Regions from separate parts of the Mus musculus genome. Here region 1 is linked to region 2. Evidence: chromatin loops called from intact Hi-C (ENCODE). Cell type or tissue: heart. All regions are shown on one strand. Links, peaks and the distances in the headings refer to the core of each region. The heading gives the core; the rest is flanking DNA. Region 1 overlaps Dysf (dysferlin). Region 2 has its middle 35 kb from the start of Zfp638.

Evidence for each region. A loop is a pair of places that touch in the nucleus more often than their neighbours do. Peaks named below come from ENCODE experiments on the same cell type or tissue, not always from the same donor. Only the 100,000 strongest peaks of a DNase experiment are listed, where the experiment ranks them.
Region 1: it touches region 2 in a loop (7-fold over the local background); 31 of 42 quality-filtered maps call a loop at or near these places.

What each region holds. Positions count from the first base shown.
Region 1 is chr6:84,057,335-84,066,298 of GRCm38, forward strand. Dysf (dysferlin) reads left to right here. Exons shown (of 55, transcript NM_021469.3): 4 at 1,085-1,190; 5 at 5,987-6,101; 6 at 7,137-7,229; 7 at 7,542-7,753. Among named protein-coding and RNA genes, the nearest start is that of Dysf, 42 kb to the left of the region's middle. In heart, for the core only: a CTCF peak has its summit at 4,193 (motif pointing left); DNase peaks (open chromatin) are centred at 1,487 and 4,237; H3K27ac peaks cover 2,970 bases.
Region 2 is chr6:83,874,593-83,883,556 of GRCm38, forward strand. It overlaps a transcript of Zfp638 not described here and the pseudogene Gm5138. Among named protein-coding and RNA genes, the nearest start is that of Zfp638, 35 kb to the right of the region's middle. In heart, for the core only: a CTCF peak has its summit at 5,410 (motif pointing right); no DNase peak of the experiment used is centred there; H3K4me3 peaks cover 303 bases.

The DNA of each region.
Region 1 (8,964 bases), core at 265-8,264, 180 kb after region 2:
ACACAGGCCACTTGCTGCCACCGCAGAGGCACAGAGTGAATCGTGTGTGGTTTAGGACCCACAGAACAGGACTTATTCCTCTAGATTCTTTGAAAGGCCTTCCTCGGCCAGCCAGCCAGTGGGCCACTTTCCCAAGACCTCGTCTCTTGCCGGTGACAAGTGTGGTCTCATGTATGTGTGCTGGACGTCTGGTGAAGGGGTCTGTCTCCTAGACCAACACGTTTTCTCCCTGGGTATGAAGACAGGAAGGTGTCTTGCTTCTGATTTGTTAATTGGGGCTGTGCTTCCTGGGAAACTGGCGTAGACAGACTGGGTGGTGGGTTCAGCCAGCTGAGGCATGGGGGCATCAAAGGTGTGAACTGGGAAAACTGCCTCTGTCCCATGGTGATGCTGGCCCGGTTCATTAAGATCTGATGGCAGCACTAGGGGTGTGGCTCAGTTGAGAGAGTGCTTTGCAAAGCATGCGTGAAGCCCTGGGCTTGATCGCCAGCACTGTATAAACAGGGTGTGGTGGGGAGCACCTGCAATCCCAGCACTTGGGAGATAAAGGCAGGAGAGTCAGAAGATCAGGATCATTCTCAGCTACAGAGCCAGTTTGAGGTCAGCCTGGGCTACATGTGATCCTGTCTCTAAGTAAGTAAGTAAACAAATAAGTAAATAAGTAATCTGTCTGGTGAGAATCTGCCCCTACCCACGGCAATAGCATGGCTAGGCTTCTAAGGCCAGACAGAAAGAGGTTAAGGTTGAGCTTGGGGAAGGGAAGGGCAGGCGTCTCTGATCTCTCTCTTCTCCTTAAGATGGTACCATAGGAACTATCTTACATGGGTATATGCTACCAAGGGACCATCTCACATGAGTACATGTTACCATGGGAACCATCTTACATGGGTACATGCTATCATGAGAGCATCTCACATGGGTACATGTTACCACAGGAACCATCTTACATGCTACATGGCACTCATGGTACCGTGGGTACAGAGAAACCTTAAAGGACTCCGAAAGAACTAGGCGGTGGAGGAGGTAAGAGACGAGCCAGGCACATTAGGCTGGTTCTCACCCTTGGACTTCTTTGTCTTCCCAGGTTCCTGGGGGAAGCCAAGATCCCACTCCAGGAGGTCCTTGCCACCCCCAGCCTCTCTGCCAGCTTCAACGCACCTCTGCTAGACGCCAAGCAGCAACCCACGGGGGTAAATGTCTGCATGTCTCTGTCCATAGCCAGCTTTTGTTTGGGGCCCTGTGTCTTATGCCAGAGGCCAGCTCCTGGGAGCCAAGCATGGCTCTCCTTGGCTATAGGTTAGGGTGCTAGAAAAGATTCATGGTTGGGACCTGCAAGGCTCAACGAAGCCTGCCACGCCCCTACTTGGCTACTTCTGAGTCTAGCCTACTCCGTCACCTCCTGTCCTGTGTTCTAGTCAGCCTTGAGTGGCTTCCTTAGCCTGCCTGGCAGACTGCCCAGAATCATTGCCAGCTCCATTCTCCAGATAGGGAATATCTGAGTCATCTGGGTCACAGGTCACCAGGGGAGGGAGGCAGACAACTCTCCCCTGCCCACCTGGGGCCAGTCAAGACCCCTTCCTTTTCCTCTCTTGTCGGTCTAGCCCCTCCCCCAGCTTTCCCATTCTCTCCTAGTCTGCACAAACCATTCCCAGTCCTCCTTGCTGGCCTCCTGTTATTTTTAGTGGTCTAAATATACCCTTCAGGGTTCTTTCTTCCTGTTCACTAGGATTCTGGGTCTGTCTACATGACAGGATGCTACTGCTGAACCCGACATACTTCCCAGTGAAGCCTGCAGGGTTGTGGGCTGTCAGTCCTCATAGACAGGCTGTGCGTGCGTGCATGTGTGTGTGTGTGTGTGTGTGTGTGTGTGTGTGTGTGTGTGTGTGTGTGTGTGCATGCGTGCGTGCATGTATGTATGTATTTGAACCTTTGACTGGTTAGGAAAGTCGAGTTGGGACTAATTTGGGCTGGGCTGAATGAGACCATACTGGGTTCTTACTGGGAAAAGAGAGCCACTGGGGTTGCTTTCACGCAGTGTTTTCTGAAACGGTCTCAGTCACTTCCGGTGTCACCTGTTGCCTTCTCTTTGAGCTCTGCAGTCAGCTACATTAGTCTAGGAAGCCTCCAGTGGCATTTGAAGCTGACTCTTCTTGGACCCTGAGGAGACTCCTAGCTGTTTCTGCAGCCTGGTGCACCGAGCAGCTAGAGATATCAAGGTTTCTGTCAAGAGCAGCCCTTGGAGTCAAGAGACCTGTCTGGTGCTTTCCTGTTACCCTCTAGGTTGAAGCAGCTTCCTCCCTGTAGCCTTCAACCAAAGGCTCTTACCTTCCTGCCAAGATCTCCGCTCCTTTACTCCAAACCTAAGACACTGATGTTTTCCACACTTACTCCCTCCAAACTCACTGTGCTCTGGGATGGAACCTTTCAGCCTGGTTTCTGCAAACTGCATACTGAGGAAGGCTGGAAATGATCTGCAATCCCTGCCCTTGGCCTGGCTTTCATATTCTGTTTGCACTTCATACTCAAGCTGAGAACCTGCAGCCTCCTCTCCATTGTCCCCAGACCCCAGGCTGCCTGTGGAGCCTGACCATCCTTCACAATGACTCTAAGTTGAATACATGAAAGCCAGGATGTGGTGAATGGGAGAGAAGGGCTGGGCCCTGCTCAGTGAGCCACCTGCTAAGTCTGCACAGAGGTGGGGAGAGGCACGAGTGGTAAGGAGAGGTTAGCAGCTCACCTTGCGGCCTGGGATGCAGTCCTCACTCCCTGGAGAAGGTCCAGGAGCAGACTTCCACCTCTCTTACTTGTATCCCCCTGCCGTCCTGGTACAGCACAGGCAGGTGGGAAGAACCTCTGAGCTGGGGGTTCCTGCTAGGACCTGTGCTGCTGAGCAGAAGCCCTTTGCTTCTGGGGGACACCACTGGCTGACTCAGATCTTTTATTTTGAAGTGGTTTAAGTGTCTGGCTCAGATCTTTTATTTTGAAATGGTTTAAGTGTAGAAGCAGGGCTGGGGAGCTGCCACAGTCAGCTTGCCTTGCAATCTCGAGGTCCTGAGTTCCAATCCCCAAACCAACTTTGAATGAGATAGGTGTGGTGGGACAGTAATTTCAGCCTGGGGAAGGTGGAGCCAGGTGGATCCCTGGAGCTCACTGAGCAGTTGGCTGAGCCTAATGGGTGAACCCCAGGCCAATGAGAGAAACAAGATTGATGGATCCTGAGGGAGGCATGGTACCTTAGAATGACTTTGACCTTCACACACACACACACACACACATACACACACACACACACACACCACCACCACCACCACCACCACCACCACCACCACCAGCACCAAAGAAGCTGGTTTGATGGTTTATGCCTGTAATTCCAGCACTGGGAAGCCTGAAGCAGGATGACTCTATGAATTGGAGGCCAGCCTAGAAGACTTAGTGAAACCAAGGCCAGCACAGAATACAGAGGAGCATAGTGAGAGATTCTGTCAGAGAGTGGGAGAGAGAACCTTCTAAGAGGAGTCCAAACCACTCTGTGTCCTGGGTCACTTGAGACCACGTCACCACCGCCTAGCCATCTCCCTTGATGCCGGAGTGTGTATTTTGAGTGAAAGGCCTTCTCCGTAGCATCTCTTTCAAAGAGATGAAAGCCATATCGACGTAGAGCTCATCCGACGCACAGACCTCCTCGAGGCTCGTCAGTTGTGTGTGTTATTCTTATGTGTGTGCACACAGCAATGGAGGCCAAAGGTTGAGGTCCTTCACTCTCTATCTGATCTTTCGAGTCAGGGTCTCTGGCTGAATCTGGAGATCATGGATGTGGCTGGCTGACGAATGGGCTTCAGGGGTTTGTTGCCTCCACCCCACCGATGCAGTGGTAATATAGGTGTGTGCACCAGACCTGCTTTACGTGATGCTGGGATTGAACCCAGGGTTTCATGCATGTTATTGGGACCTGGACCTTAGTCTTCTGGAAGACCAGCAAGGGCTCTTAACCTCTGAGCCACTTTCCCCAGCTCCTTACTGTCCCTTCGATGTGTTTCTGTAGTTTATTGAGACCTTCCTGGAACAAAAAGATAGTCTAGGATTATCTTGTACAATTACTTATTTCTCCAAAGAGCCCCAGTGGTTCATCAGTCATAGGAAGGAGGGCACTGGGGTCTATTAATACTCGCTGCTCACGTGGCGACACCTGGTGGTAGCTTCTAACCATGCAGGGCCAGTTACATCCAAGCCTTGAATGTGGTATTAAAGGGGTGCTGGGGTCGCCTCTGGGTTCCTTTCTCAGTGTTCTGAGCCTGAATTGTTGCTGGTCCTGCCTTTGTTAGTCTGTTTTCCCTCCTTGGTCCCCAGTCTGGAGGATGCAAGCCTGAGATACAGTGGTAGCTGGCATCTTCTCAACCTCAGGGCAGGGTTTGCCCTGGGAGTCTGCGTGTCCTCCTTATTACTAATGTCTCTGCTATTATGGCTAGTATTCCCTGCTAGGTTGCTCAGATGAAGATTACGGTGGCAAATATTTGTAAAGGATTTGTCAAAATTGTGGAAAATGCTTTCTGTCTAATACAGAGCTGACTACTTGTTTAAAAGATGGAGGTGGGGGGGGGGGCTGGAAAGATGGCCAAGTGGTTAAGAGCACTGTCTGCTCTTCCAGGGAACCTAGGTTTGATTCCCACTACTGACATGGCAACTCACAACTATCAGTAACTCCAGTCCCAGGGAGTTACAGTCCCAGTGTGAGCACTGAACATCCAGAGTGCACAGACACACACACAGGCAAAACAGCTGTATATATAAAAATTTTAAAAAGGAACAACAAAGGAGACAACCGAGAAGAGCAGCTGGTTTCTATGGACACCACCGACCCCAGCGTGCTCCCTTTCCCCAGCTTTGCTTGGGACCTGCAGGGTCTTGGTCTTGTGCTGGAAGCTCGGTTCCCACTGTGGCACTGAGGTGTGTGTGTGTGTGTGTGTGTGTGTGTGTGTGTGTGTACCTTTCTTAGGAAGATAGAGGGGATTATATCCACATAGAAGAACGGAAGGACACTGACAACTTCTGTTGCATTATTTTCCCTCCTAGAGTTGTCTTAGTTTCTTTTTCTGGTGCTGTGATAAAAGACTCTGACAAAAGCAATTTAAGGGCAGAAGGGTTTGCTTGAGCTCACAGTTAAAGATGCAGTCCCTCATGGCAAGAAGGTCAAGGCTGCAGGAGCTCCAAGCTGCTGGTCACACCTAACCCACAACAGCAAGCAGAGATGGATGAATACAGGTCTCAGCTAGCTTTTTTCTTTCTTTCTTGGACCCAGCCCCAGGGAATGGTGCAGTCCACTTCTCGTGTGCATCTTTGCACCTGAATCAACCCAATCAGCAGAGTCCCTCTCAGACACGCCCTGAGTGGTAAAGGCCACTCCCAGGAACGCTTAAGGCTTGTCTCCTAGGTGATGCCTTGGAGAGAGGTTTTACATGTTCTTAAGTTGAGCACTTATTGTTTGGATCTGGGGTGGGTGGAAGGTGAGAGATACGTTCTTGTATATACAGGCTGGGCTTGAACTCCTTGTATAGGCGAGGATGACCCTGAACTCCCTGGCTCTCCAGCTCCACCTCCCAAGTCCTGGTACTGCAGGTGTCTAACCACCACACCCTGCTTTTACCTGGGCTTTTCCAAAAAAGTTTTCCTTTGACCCTGGGAGAGACTCAGACGGGCCTCTGATGGCCTCAAGCTGCCAGGGTGGAGTCCTGTGAGCGTCTGGCTTCCCTTGGACTCAGATCCACCTTTTGCTCTGGAAAGTGGAGTTGCCAGGGAGGAGGTGAAGTGTGACCCCAGGCAGCCTTACCTGGCTGTGCTTACAGGTTCCTGGGTGGCTTCCCTACAACCTCCTGCAGTCCCGACCCTGTCAGAGCCAATGGCTTAGAGAGGATGGGAGACTAGAAAGGACACCGGAGGGAGGGTGTCGTTTCTCCTTTATACTTACCTGTTGCCGACTCATCTCTTCTAGGCCTCTCTGGTCCTGCAGGTGTCCTACACGCCACCCCCAGGAGCTGTGCCCCTGTTCCCACCACCTGCTTCTCTAGCACCCTCCCCGACACTGCCTGACATGGATCTGGTGCCTGGTGAGGAGCCCACCCACCCTTTCATAGGGCATGGTCCTTGGAAGATGGCCAGCATGGAGACAGAGGTTGTGGGTGGGTAGGAAAGGAGAGGTGGAGATGGCTCCCATTAGGTTCCCCAAATCCCAGATATTTGGGAAGGGCAGGGTCCAACCTCTATTCTCCATTTCCTAGCTCTGGAGATTAGCATGAGACCTGAGGCTTGGTGCTTCCCTAAGTGGTGATACAATGTTACAAAAGAGCTACTCACCATACCCCACCTCCAACCCCTGAAAAGAATTTTGAGCCAAAGTTAGGGAATGGGAGTTTATCTCTTGCCTTTGACACTGAATAGCTGTGTGGCTTTGGGCTGGTCATTCTGGGCACAGGGATGATCATACATGAAGTGTGCAGACAGGCTAAGTAGGCTATGTCCTGTGCCCGCTTTAAGCTTCTGCTAGGCTTATCAAGTAAAGATGCAGGCCAAGGAGGCTGATTTGCTGGTGGTGCTTGGGAAAGTTGGCCTGACCACTAGGCGGTGTGGGTAGAAAGCAGCTGAGACGGGGCAGCTCATTTGCTTGGGGGAAAATTCTAGAGTTTATCTTCTGGTGAAGGAGGTGTGGCGGGGGCGGGGTGGGTAGGGGGAGAAGCAAGTTATAAAATCCTGAGAAGGCTTTGCCCTCCCTGGGTATGCCTGTCTTGTTGGCCAGCTCTGTGTGGGTTTCTGTGGAGAGGGAGGCTGAGGGAAGTTTCGTTGGCTTAGCACATCCAGCCCTGGGAATCCTGAGCTGGGGAGAGATAGCTAAGCTAGGCTCAGGGAGGAAAGGGGGTGCTGGGGAGGGCAGGTGGGCAGGTGTCCCCAGATGCTCTGGGCTTGATCAACAAAAGGAGGCTCCCAGCTCTGCCTGGTTGGGCAAGGGACCGTCACCTCTGAGCATGGTACCCAGGCTGAGTGGATAAGCTTAGGAGAGGTGAGGGTGGGCCTGGGGAAGGTGGGCCTCTCTCATCCCAGCTCCCTCCCAACCCTCCCCTCTTGGGCTACGCCCTGATGCATGCCAGGTGGGGGACAGAGCCGGGCTGAGACTTGGTCCCTGCTCAGTGACAGCACCATGGACACGAGATACTCTGGGAAGAAGTGGCCGGTCCCCACGGGTGAGACGCAGCCAGACCCTACCACCTGTAACTGTCTCACCTGGCAAGGTGGCCAGAAGGGCCTGTCTGTTAGGGCTGGGGTGGGTGGGTCAGGGCCATCCTCCTTCTTCTTCTTGCTGACTAACTATTTATTGACTGTTTTCCAGGGCCAGCTATGGCAGCTGCCCTTCTTTGATTTCATCCATCTTGGGTATGGGTGGGCTTAGGGTGTGGTATTGAAGCATGCACACTCTTTGGTCCTCCCCCTGTTGGACTGAGACCTCAGGTCAGGACCAAAGGTGCACAGTGCTCAAGAGGGTCCTGTGCCCACAGACACAGGAGGGGAGGAAGACACCGAGGACCAGGGCCTGACTGGAGATGAAGCTGAGCCGTTCCTGGACCAGAGTGCTGCTGTGGGCCCAGGGGGACCGACCACACCCAGGAAGCCACCTTCCCACCCTCCTCCCCACTATCCAGGGGCAAAAAGAAAAAGAAGCTCTGCCCCACCTAGAAAGCTGCTGTCAGACAAGCCACAGGACTTCCAGGTGATAGTGGGGGAACTGTCTCTATAATTCATCAGCAATCACTAGTGTTCTGTGCCTGGCTGGGTTGTCTAGCCTCAGGACAATGCGCTGGTGTTCCGGAGGCCTCCCATGAAGAAGCTAGGCTGCCCTGGACCCTGACAGCTGAATTGAAAGTTTGTGTTTTGGGAGCTCACAGCATGCCTCTGCCCAGTCCCAAGGAGTTGGATGTATAAAAGATTAGCCTAGCCTACATCTCCTTTGTTGTGGTAACTGGCCTTTGTCCTAGGACCAGCTTCTTGCTCTTTAGGGTCCACATGCCCCACCAACAGCAGCAGTGGAGTCCTCTGAACCTTCCCAAAAATCAGTGACTGTTTAATTATTTATTGAGTGTGTTAGCATGGAGTGAACTAGTGCCACTGTGAGAGATCACTGTGTGGAAGACAGAGGAAAACTTGTGGGAGTTGGTTCTTTTTTTTCCACCGAATAGATCCTGGGGTATAAATTCAGACTATCGAACTCGGCAGCAAGTGCCTTTTCCCATAGAGTCACCTTGCTGGCCTATTGGTTTTTTTTTTGTTTTGTTTGTTTGTTTGTTTGTTTGTTTTGTTTTTTCGAGATAGGGTTTCTCTGTGTAGCCCTGGCTGTCCTGGAGCTCACTTTGTAGACCAGGCTGGCCTCGAACTCAGAAATCTGCCTGCCTCTGCCTCCCGAGTGCTGGGATTAAAGGTGTGCGCCACCACACCCGGCTTGGCCTATTGTTTAAAATTTTTTAAATTACATTTATATTCGTATGCGATGTTTCTGTGTGTATGCACACATGTGTGCCATAGCACGTGTGCCACAGCATGTGTTGGAGGCTGGAGGGCAACTTTCTGCTCACTCTCTTCTACCATCTCTCTGGCCCTGTTTGAGACCGGGTCTTGTGTTACTCAGGCTGGCCTCGAACTCACCGTATAGCTAGGATGTCATTGAACTCCTGATCCTCCTGCTCTGTTTCCAAGGTGCTGGAATTAGACCCGAATGGCCATCACGTCCAGCCAAGGTCCTTAGACAAGTAGACCTCTGCCCCTACTCAGAGCTGCTCAATCAGCTGCCTGAGTCTGAGGAACTGTGTCCAACAGTGGAGAAAGAAAGATTACCCAAGTTTGAGGCCAGCCTGGGCTACCTAGTGAATGACAGGGCAATCTAGCTAGAGAGTGACTTACTTAGAAAAACAGCAACAATAACAAGAG
Region 2 (8,964 bases), core at 521-8,520:
GCCTGCTTCACCACCTTCTTGATGTCATCATACTTGGCAGGTTTCTCCAGGCGGCACGTCAGATCCACGACGGACACATTGGGGGTAGGAACACGGAAGGCCATGCCAGTGAGCTTCCCGTTCAGCTCTGGGATGACCTTGCCCACAGCCTTGGCAGCACCAGTGGATGCAGGGATGATGTTCTGGGCAGCCCCACGACCATCACGCCACAGCTTTCCAGAGGGGCCATCCACAGTCTTCTGGGTGGCAGTGATGGCATGGACTGTGGTCATGAGCCCTTCCACAATGCCAAAGTTGTCATGGATGACCTTGGCCAGGGGGGCTAAGCAGTTGGTGGTGCAGGATGCATTGCTGACAATCTTGAGTGAGTTGTCATATTTCTCGTGGTTCACACCCATCACAAACATGGGGGCATCGGCAGAAGGGGCGGAGATGATGACCCTTTTGGCTCCACCCTTCAAGTGGGCCCCGGCCTTCTCCATGGTGGTGAAGACACCAGTAGACTCCACGACATACTCAGCACCGGCCTCACCCCATTTGATGTTAGTGGGGTCTCGCTCCTGGAAGATGGTGATGGGCTTCCCGTTGATGACAAGCTTCCCATTCTCGGCCTTGACTGTGCCGTTGAATTTGCCATGAGTGGAGTCATACTGGAACATGTAGACCATGTAGTTGAGGTCAATGAAGGGGTCGTTGATGGCAACAATCTCCACTTTGCCACTGCAGATGGCAGCCCTGGTGACCAGGCGCCCAATACGGCCAAATCCGTTCACACCGACCTTCACCATTTTGTCTACGGGACGAGGCTGGCACTGCACAAGAAGATGCGGCTGTCTCTGGAACAGGGAGGAGCAGAGAGCCTGGGTTTTCTTTTATCTTGGTCATTTCAGTCATACAGTTTACTGTTGTCGCTCCTATAGAGGTTTTTATATTATGACTCTCATCATTGGTGGAAGGCAGAGCAGAATCTTAACTATATTCTTGGGTAAGATGTCTTAGTTTTCTTTCTATTGCTGTGACAAAACTCCATGACCAGAACAATTTGGAGAGGAAAGGATTTATTTGGCTTATGGGTAGCAGCCCATCATCAGGGGAAGTCAAGGAACTCAAGGCAGAAACTTGGAGGCAGAAACCCAAGGCAGACACTACGAAGGAGCAGACACTACGGAGGAGCAGACAGTATGGAGGAGCAGACACTACGGAGGAGCAGACAGTATGGAGGAGCAGACAGTATGGAGGAGCAGACACTACGGAGGAGCAGACACTGCAGAGGAGCCGACACTACGGAGGAGCACTGTTTAGTAGCTTTTTCTGAACGGCTAGGTCAGCCTGCTTTCTGTTTTACCCCAGGACTACCTGCCCAGGGATGACACTGCCCAGGGTGTACTGGCCCTTTCACAGGAAACATCAATCATGAAAAGCTCCACAGCAAAGCTCCCTGCAGGCCAATATGATGGGGAAGTTTCTCAGCTGATGTTTCCTCTTCTTAGATTGTTCTAGCTTGTGTCAAGTTGACAAAAGCACACAAACAAATAAGCAAACAAACAAAAACCCAAAACAATACAAAAAACCCTAACCAGTGTAGACATCTATGAATATATGATGATTGCATCTTTAAATTACTATTACTACATTTCTGCCATTTTTATTCTTGTTTTTTTTTTTGTTGTTGGTTTTTTGTTTTTGTTTTCGAGACAGGGTTTCTCTGTATAGTCCTGGCTGTCCTGGAACTCACTTTGTAGACCAGGCTGGCCTCGAACTCTGCCTCCCGAGTGCTGGGATTAAAGGCGTGTGCCACCACGCCCGGCTGCCATTTTTATTCTTATCTGAACAGTAAGCATCTATTTTCTTGTGGTGAATTGTTTCATGGTAGCAGTTTTAGTAAATGAACTTGAGAAATGTCTAATTGTCTTGACATTTTACATATTTATCAGTCTGGTACCATAAACCATGGGATCCCCTTTCATCCAATCCCTGTTAAAATCCAGTGTTGGCTATGCAGGTGGCATGGGCCTTTAGTCCCACTTGGGAGGCAGAGGCAAGCAGATCCCTATGAGTTTGGGCAAGCCAGGTCTACATAGCAGGTTGCAGTCAACCATGTCTACATAGTAGCACCCTGTCTCAAATATCAGTAACAAACAAACAAAAATCTAATGATAGTTTGATAGAAGTAGGAATAAAAACCCATCTAAAAAATTCATATGGAATCATAAGGGATCCTGCACAGTTAAAATGATTGTTAAAAACAAAGCCAAAGGATTTGCACTTGTTGATTTCAAAACTTTCTACAAAGTTATAGTAATTAAAATTGTGAAGTTAGCATAGGAATAGACATAAATAAAACTCTTGTGAATTGCTGGTGGACTATAAACTTCTTATAAACTTCTTGCCTTCCTTAAAGCTGCGGCAAGCTGGGTGTGGAACACACACCTGGGGGGCCAGATGTCAAGAGGCAGAGGCAGAAGGATAGCAAGTTCAAAGCCAGCCTAGACTAAAATTTACCAAGACTGTCTCTAAAACAAAATTGGAGTTAAATGCATTTTTTAAAAAAGAAAATATGGTTACTAAAAAAAAAACAAAAACTAAGCATAGGGTCGCCACAGGACCTAGCAGTTCCACTTCTAGTGAGACCCTGTCCTCAGTGAATAGAAAAAGAGGAGCGATGGAAGTTAGATCACACCTACCCAGAGAAGGATCAAATGTGAACAAAGAAAAGGCCATATATATTTTTTGATTAATTCACTTTATATCCCAATCATAATCCCACCCCCCCACCCCTGCCTTCCCAGTCCCACCCTCACAAATCCCTCCTCCCATTACCCCCTTCTCTTGGGTGCTGCCCTTTCCTGGGTTATTAAGTCACAATAAGACTAAGCACATCCTTTCTCACAGAGGCCATCCACGGCAGCCCAGTTAGGGGAATGGGATCCAGTGACAGGCAACAGAGTCAGAGATAACCCCTCTCAAGTTGTTAGGGGACTCAAATGAAGGCCAAGCTATTTATCTGCTACAAATGTGTAGGGCTTAGGTCTAGCCCCTGCACGCTCTTCGGGTGGTGGTTCAGTCTCTGGGAGGCCCGATGGACCCAGGTTAGTTGACTCTGTAGGTCTTCTTATGGTGTGCTTGACCCATCCGGCTCCTTCAATCCTATCCCCGACTCATCCACGAGACTCCCAGAACTCCTGATGCTTGACTATGGGTCTCTGCATCTGTTCCCATCAGCTGCTGGATGAAGCCTTTCAGGAGACAGTTATGCTAGGCTCCTGTCTGCATGTCTATGACAAGACAACACACAGAGAGCAATTGAGAAGGCAGAGCCGTAGCTGCATTTGAGTCAGGGAAAGGGTAGCACTGCCAGGGAGAGGGAGACAAGGCTCAGACTTGTCTGACAGGCTGCAGACATCTGTCTTAGAACCAGAATGTCAATACTGCAGCACCAAAATGAGTGTTATTAAAAAAATAATAATAATACAGTGAGGACTTGTACCTCAGCTGATCCCTTCATGGCTAAACACACCCTAGGAAGATATTTCTTGAAGCTCTACACAAGTGAGACAAGACAATTGCGTTAGTAGAAGATTCAAGAATCTACAATAGAGCAATAAATGAGTGTGTTCAATAGCAGAGTAGTTTATAGAAATAATAAAAGAACATTGAAAATGTAACCACAGGATGGGTGGTGGCGGCGTATGCCTTTAATTCTAGCACCAGGAAGGCAAAGCCAGACATATCCCTGTAAGTTTCAGGCTAGCCTGATCTACAGATCGAATTCCAGGAGAGCCAGGAGCTACACAGAGAAACCATGTCTTGAAAATCCAAAAAGAAAAGAAATAAAAGAAGGAAGGAAAGAAGGAAGGAAGGAAGGAAGGAAGGAAGGAAGGAAGGAAGAAAAGAAGGAAGGAAGGAAAACAGACAAATAGATATAACCATATAACATAACAGAGATGAATAACTGGTCAGTGCTGAGAATCAGTAATGTTGAGTGCTCAGCCTTAAATGAGACATTTGTAACAACTCCACCAAGACTCAAGAAACATTGTGGAAGAGTGGGAGAGAAGAAAGTAAGGGCCAGACAAGGGGTGGGAGCTGTGCTGTAAAATGTTGTCCTTGGATGTGACATGGCCACAGCATTCATGAACTCACTGAAGCTTTGGTTATCTGCACAAGATCAAGCCAACAAAATCAGCCAACAGCCATTCCATCAGGAAGCACTATTTGGGCTCAGTGGGTCACAAAGGGAAAAAAGAGAAGAAGGCAGGAGGGTGACGTCTAGTGCTGCTTAGTGGGAGTGGAAGGAGGGAGTTTGTGGTAAACAAAATGCATTGTTTGAAATACTCAGCTTTCCAAGAATAAATAAAAGATACTCTACTAAAAAATATGTACATGAGAGGAAAGGGAATGGAGAAATGTAACTAAAATAGAATGTAAAAAATAAACAAAATAAAACAAGAAAAAATGTGTATGTGGTGTTGTATTCCTGTAATCTCAACACTCAGGAGGCTGAGGCAGGTATATCCCTTATCACTTCAAAGCCAGGTTGGTTTATATACAACAAGTTCCAGGCTATCCAGGGCTACACTATACACACACACACACACACACACACACACACACACACACACACACACACGTGTGTGTTATATGTATGTGTATGTTCATGTGTTATACGTGTGTTTGTGCATGTGTTACACACTGATGGATCTTCAGGGGTTAGAGCGGTGGATTTGTCTTCAAGAGAGTGAGCTGCAGTTGTAGAGGATCCTAGTGCATTTCCCAGCAAGTGACTCACAACTGCATATAGCCTCAGTTCCCATGGATGTGTTATCCTCTTCTGGCCTTATACACACACACACACACACACACACACACACACACACACACACACCCCTCTAATCTTTAAAAAAAAAAACTGTCTTCAGATAGTAACAGAAAAGTCACGCAGGTCTCCTCTAAGGAGCCTGGAGTAGCCAGTCTTGCCCTAGTCTGTCTGTCTGTCTTTCTTTCTTTCTTTCTTTCTTTCTTTCTTTCTTTCTTTCTTTCTTCTTTTTAGATTTTATTTATATGAGTACACTGGCGCTGTCTTTAGACACCCCAGAAGAGGGCATCAGATCCCATTGCAGATAGTTGTGAGCCACCATGTGGTTGCTTGGAATTGAACTCAGGACCTTTAGAAGAGCAGTCAGTGCTCTTAACCACTGAGCCATCTCTCCAGACACCTAGTATTTCAATAATAGACGGATGTGTTCAGTTTTGTCACTTTGCTTTTTAAAATGATGCAGATAAATTCACATGCCAATAGAAAGTGATCAAAATTATAAAAAGCAGATAAAACATCAGTCTTACAATTAATCAGCTTTGACCTTTTCCCTAGATTCTGAAATGAGTTTTCAGTTCAATACTACAACAAAGCACCACAAGGTGGCGACAGAACTCTAAAATACTTTTTTAAAGGCGCCTTGGAAAAGATCTGATGCTGCCCTGATGAAAGTAAAAGTTTTAAGAATATCCCTTTCAGAATTTATGGATTAAGTCCTAACGCTTGTTCTGGCCAGTTTTTGCAAGGCATTACCCTTGCTTAGATAAATAACACTGCAGTAAATAAATAAAGAGCAATATTGCTGAGTGAATTCGATGTCTGTCTCTTGGGGTTCTAGCAGAAATCCGTACTACCTCCGAAGCTCTTTGTTCTCTCTGTCTCTGTTGTGACCTCTAGCCCCCGACCCCTACCAACAAATTGTCATAATATAGGGCTAGAGAATGGCTCGGCAGTTCAGGATGCTTACTGCTCCTGCAGAATTTGGTTCTCAGCACTTACACAGAAGTTCACAATCACCATTAACTAACGACAGCTCCAGAGAATCCAACTCTTCCTTAAATTCCTGCGTGCAGTCGGCATGGTGGCGCACACCTTTAATCCCAGCACTCCGGAGGCAGAGGCAGGTGGATTTCTGAGTTCAAGGCCAGCCTGGTCTACAAAGTGAGTTCCAGGACAGCCAGGGCTATACAGAGAAACCCTGTCTCGAAAAAAACCAAAAGAAAAACCAAAAAAAATTCCTACATGCAGTGGTACACAAAAACCCATGCAGGCGTCCAAAGAAGAGTTTATGGGAGGGTTTGAAGGAAAGAAAAGGAGGGGGAAATGATGTAATTATAATTCAAATAAATAAATAAATTTTTAAAGATTTATTTATTTACTTATTTATTTATATGTAAGTACAATTTAGCTGTCTTCAGACACTCCAGAAGAGGACTGTCAGATTTCGTTACAGATGGTTGTGAACCACCATGTGGTTGCTGGGATTTGAACTCAGGAACTTTGGAAGAGCAGTCAGCATTCTTAACCACTGAGCCATCTCACCAGCCCCCAAATAAATAATTTTAAAAATAAATATTAAAAAGAACTTCATAAACCAAAGGAAGGAAGTATAATGCAGTGATAAGGGAGTAGATTCCAGAACCTTCTTGCTTGGGTTGAAATATAGCCCATAAGTTCTTGTGTAGTATTCAGTAAAACACTCACTTTTGTGTCTCACTTTCTCTTTCTGTAAAATAGAGGTTATAGTAGTGCCCCTTATGCTATACCATTTGATCTATTTAACCAGATGAGTGAACTGCTGAGGATTTTTCCATGATTAGAAAACAAATTTTAGGGCTGGGTGCAAGTGTCTTTAATCCCTGCTCTTGGAAGCCAGAGGCAGGCAGATCTCAGCTTTGGGTTGTCCTTATGCTGTTTGCATTCTGATGTTAATTCTGATTCCTCCAGAGGAGCTGCCCCATCCCCAAGAGCAGTGGATCACTTACTTAGGTGATCTCTTGTGAACCTTCTCCCCATTCTGACTGGTTAATAAAGGCTAGGGGGTGGTGGGGATGGGTGGTGGGACCGGAGGTTTTTGAGAGTGGGAGCAGGTAGAGAGGGGGGAAGAATAGAAGGAAAGGAGAGAGGACCAAAGTAAAAAGAAGAGGAAAAAGTCATGATATCTGTTCTATCTACCACATGGCCAAGAAAAAAAATCCACAAGTCACAGGGGTCTCATAGCTGAAAAATAAGTTAATATAGTATTAGACATGCCCAATCTAGACTTATAACTTAAAATAATTATAATATAGTATATAACTTATAATAACTAGATTGCATGTTTATATGGGCTTATTGGGGTTTGAAATTCCAACAACAGATCTCTGTTGAGTTTGAGGGTAGCCTGGTCTACACATCAAATTCTAGGCCAGGCTTACATGGCAAGACTCTGTCTTCAGAAAAAAAAAAAAAAAAAAAAAAGCCAAGGGTCAGTGAGGTAGCTCATTGGGTTAAGTAAGGCACTTGCTGCCAATCTTGACAATGACCTGAGTTCAGTCCCTAGGACCTACATGGTGGAAGGAGAGAACACACTCCCTCAGATTGTCCTCTGACATCTTATACATGCACTATGGCATATTTTTTTTTAATATGAAAAAAAAAGTAAGTTTAGGGGATTGAAGCAGTAGCTTAGTAAAGTGCTTGCCCTGCAAACATGAGGATCTGACTTTGATCCTAGGCCCATATAAAAAGGCTGGGTATGGGGTTGTGATGGTTTGTATATGCTCAGCTGAAGGAAGGAGTGGCACTATTAGAAGATGTGGCCCTAGCCTGTGGCCCTAGCCGGGCAGTGGTGGCACATGCCTTTAATCCCAGCACATGGGAGACAGAGGCAGGTGGATTTCTGAGTTCAAGGCCAGCCTGGTACAGAGTGAGTTCCAGGACAGCCAGGGCCACACAGAGAAACCCTGTCTCGAAAAACTTTAAAAAAAAAAAAAAAAAAAAAGATGTGGCCCTGTTCAAGTAGGTGTGGCCTTTTTGGAGTAGGCAGGCACTGTTAGTGTGGGATATAAGAACTTCACCCTAGCTGCCTGGAAGCTAGTATTCTGCTAGCAGCCTTCAGATGAAGATGCAGAACTCTCAGCTCCTCCAGAACCATGCCTGCCTGATTGCTGCCACGTTCCTGCCTTGATGCTAATGGACTGAACCTCTGAACCTGTAAGCCAGCCCCAGTTAAATGTTGTTGTGCTTATAAGAGTTGTCTTGGGGTGGGGAGGGTGGCTGGAGAGATGGCTCGGTGCTTAAGAGCACCGACTGCCCTTCCAGACGCCCTAAGTTCAATTCCCAGTATCTATCAAGCAGTGCCCTATGAGCAGAGAGGCGTCCTGACTCGGGGCCAATGAGCTCACCTGAGAGCAGCTTCCCAATAACCCGCCTTTAATATAGTCTACTCTGGCTTGAATTGGCTCCTTTCATCAGCAGAGAAATAAGCTATCAGTCACGCTGTCACCTGCAGAGTGGTACTCTTATTTCTGCTCTTTATACCTTTTTGTTTCCTTCTTTACTTCATTAGGTGGGACCACCCTCATACTGTAAAATGTCAGTAACAACAAAAGCAGAGATAATAGGTGCAGTAGGCTGACCAGGGGATGAAATCATGCTGACTAGATCCTCAGAATGTAACCTCTCTGAACCAGCATCTGCAGCAGTTAGCACTAAGAGTCAAGCTGAGATCACCTTTCATCAAGCAGGTGTGAAATGTGGCGAAGGCTCCAGACACACACGAGATAGAAAGCACAACAGAGACAGGAGGAGATGCTGATGCCTGAGGAGTTACTTTCATTTTACTGATTGGTTTTATGAGGGAATAGCTCTTTGTAATGTGTGTCATGGATATGTTGTTCCTAGATATGTATTCTCCATAATAATACTCTTCATGCTTTTTAAATTTTGTAAATTATATTTTTTATAGCTAATACATTGTTGAGATAGGGCCAGGCTAGGGACACATTCAACTTTAGCATGCCTGAGAGATCATGTTTTCAAAGAATCCTTAGGTGGCTTTGGCAATCTTTAGTTATAACTCGAGGGTTCTTATTTGCTATGCTTTATGCATTTCTGATAGAATTTAAACTCTTGCCAAGTTCACTGGCACATGCCTGTGGCGCCTA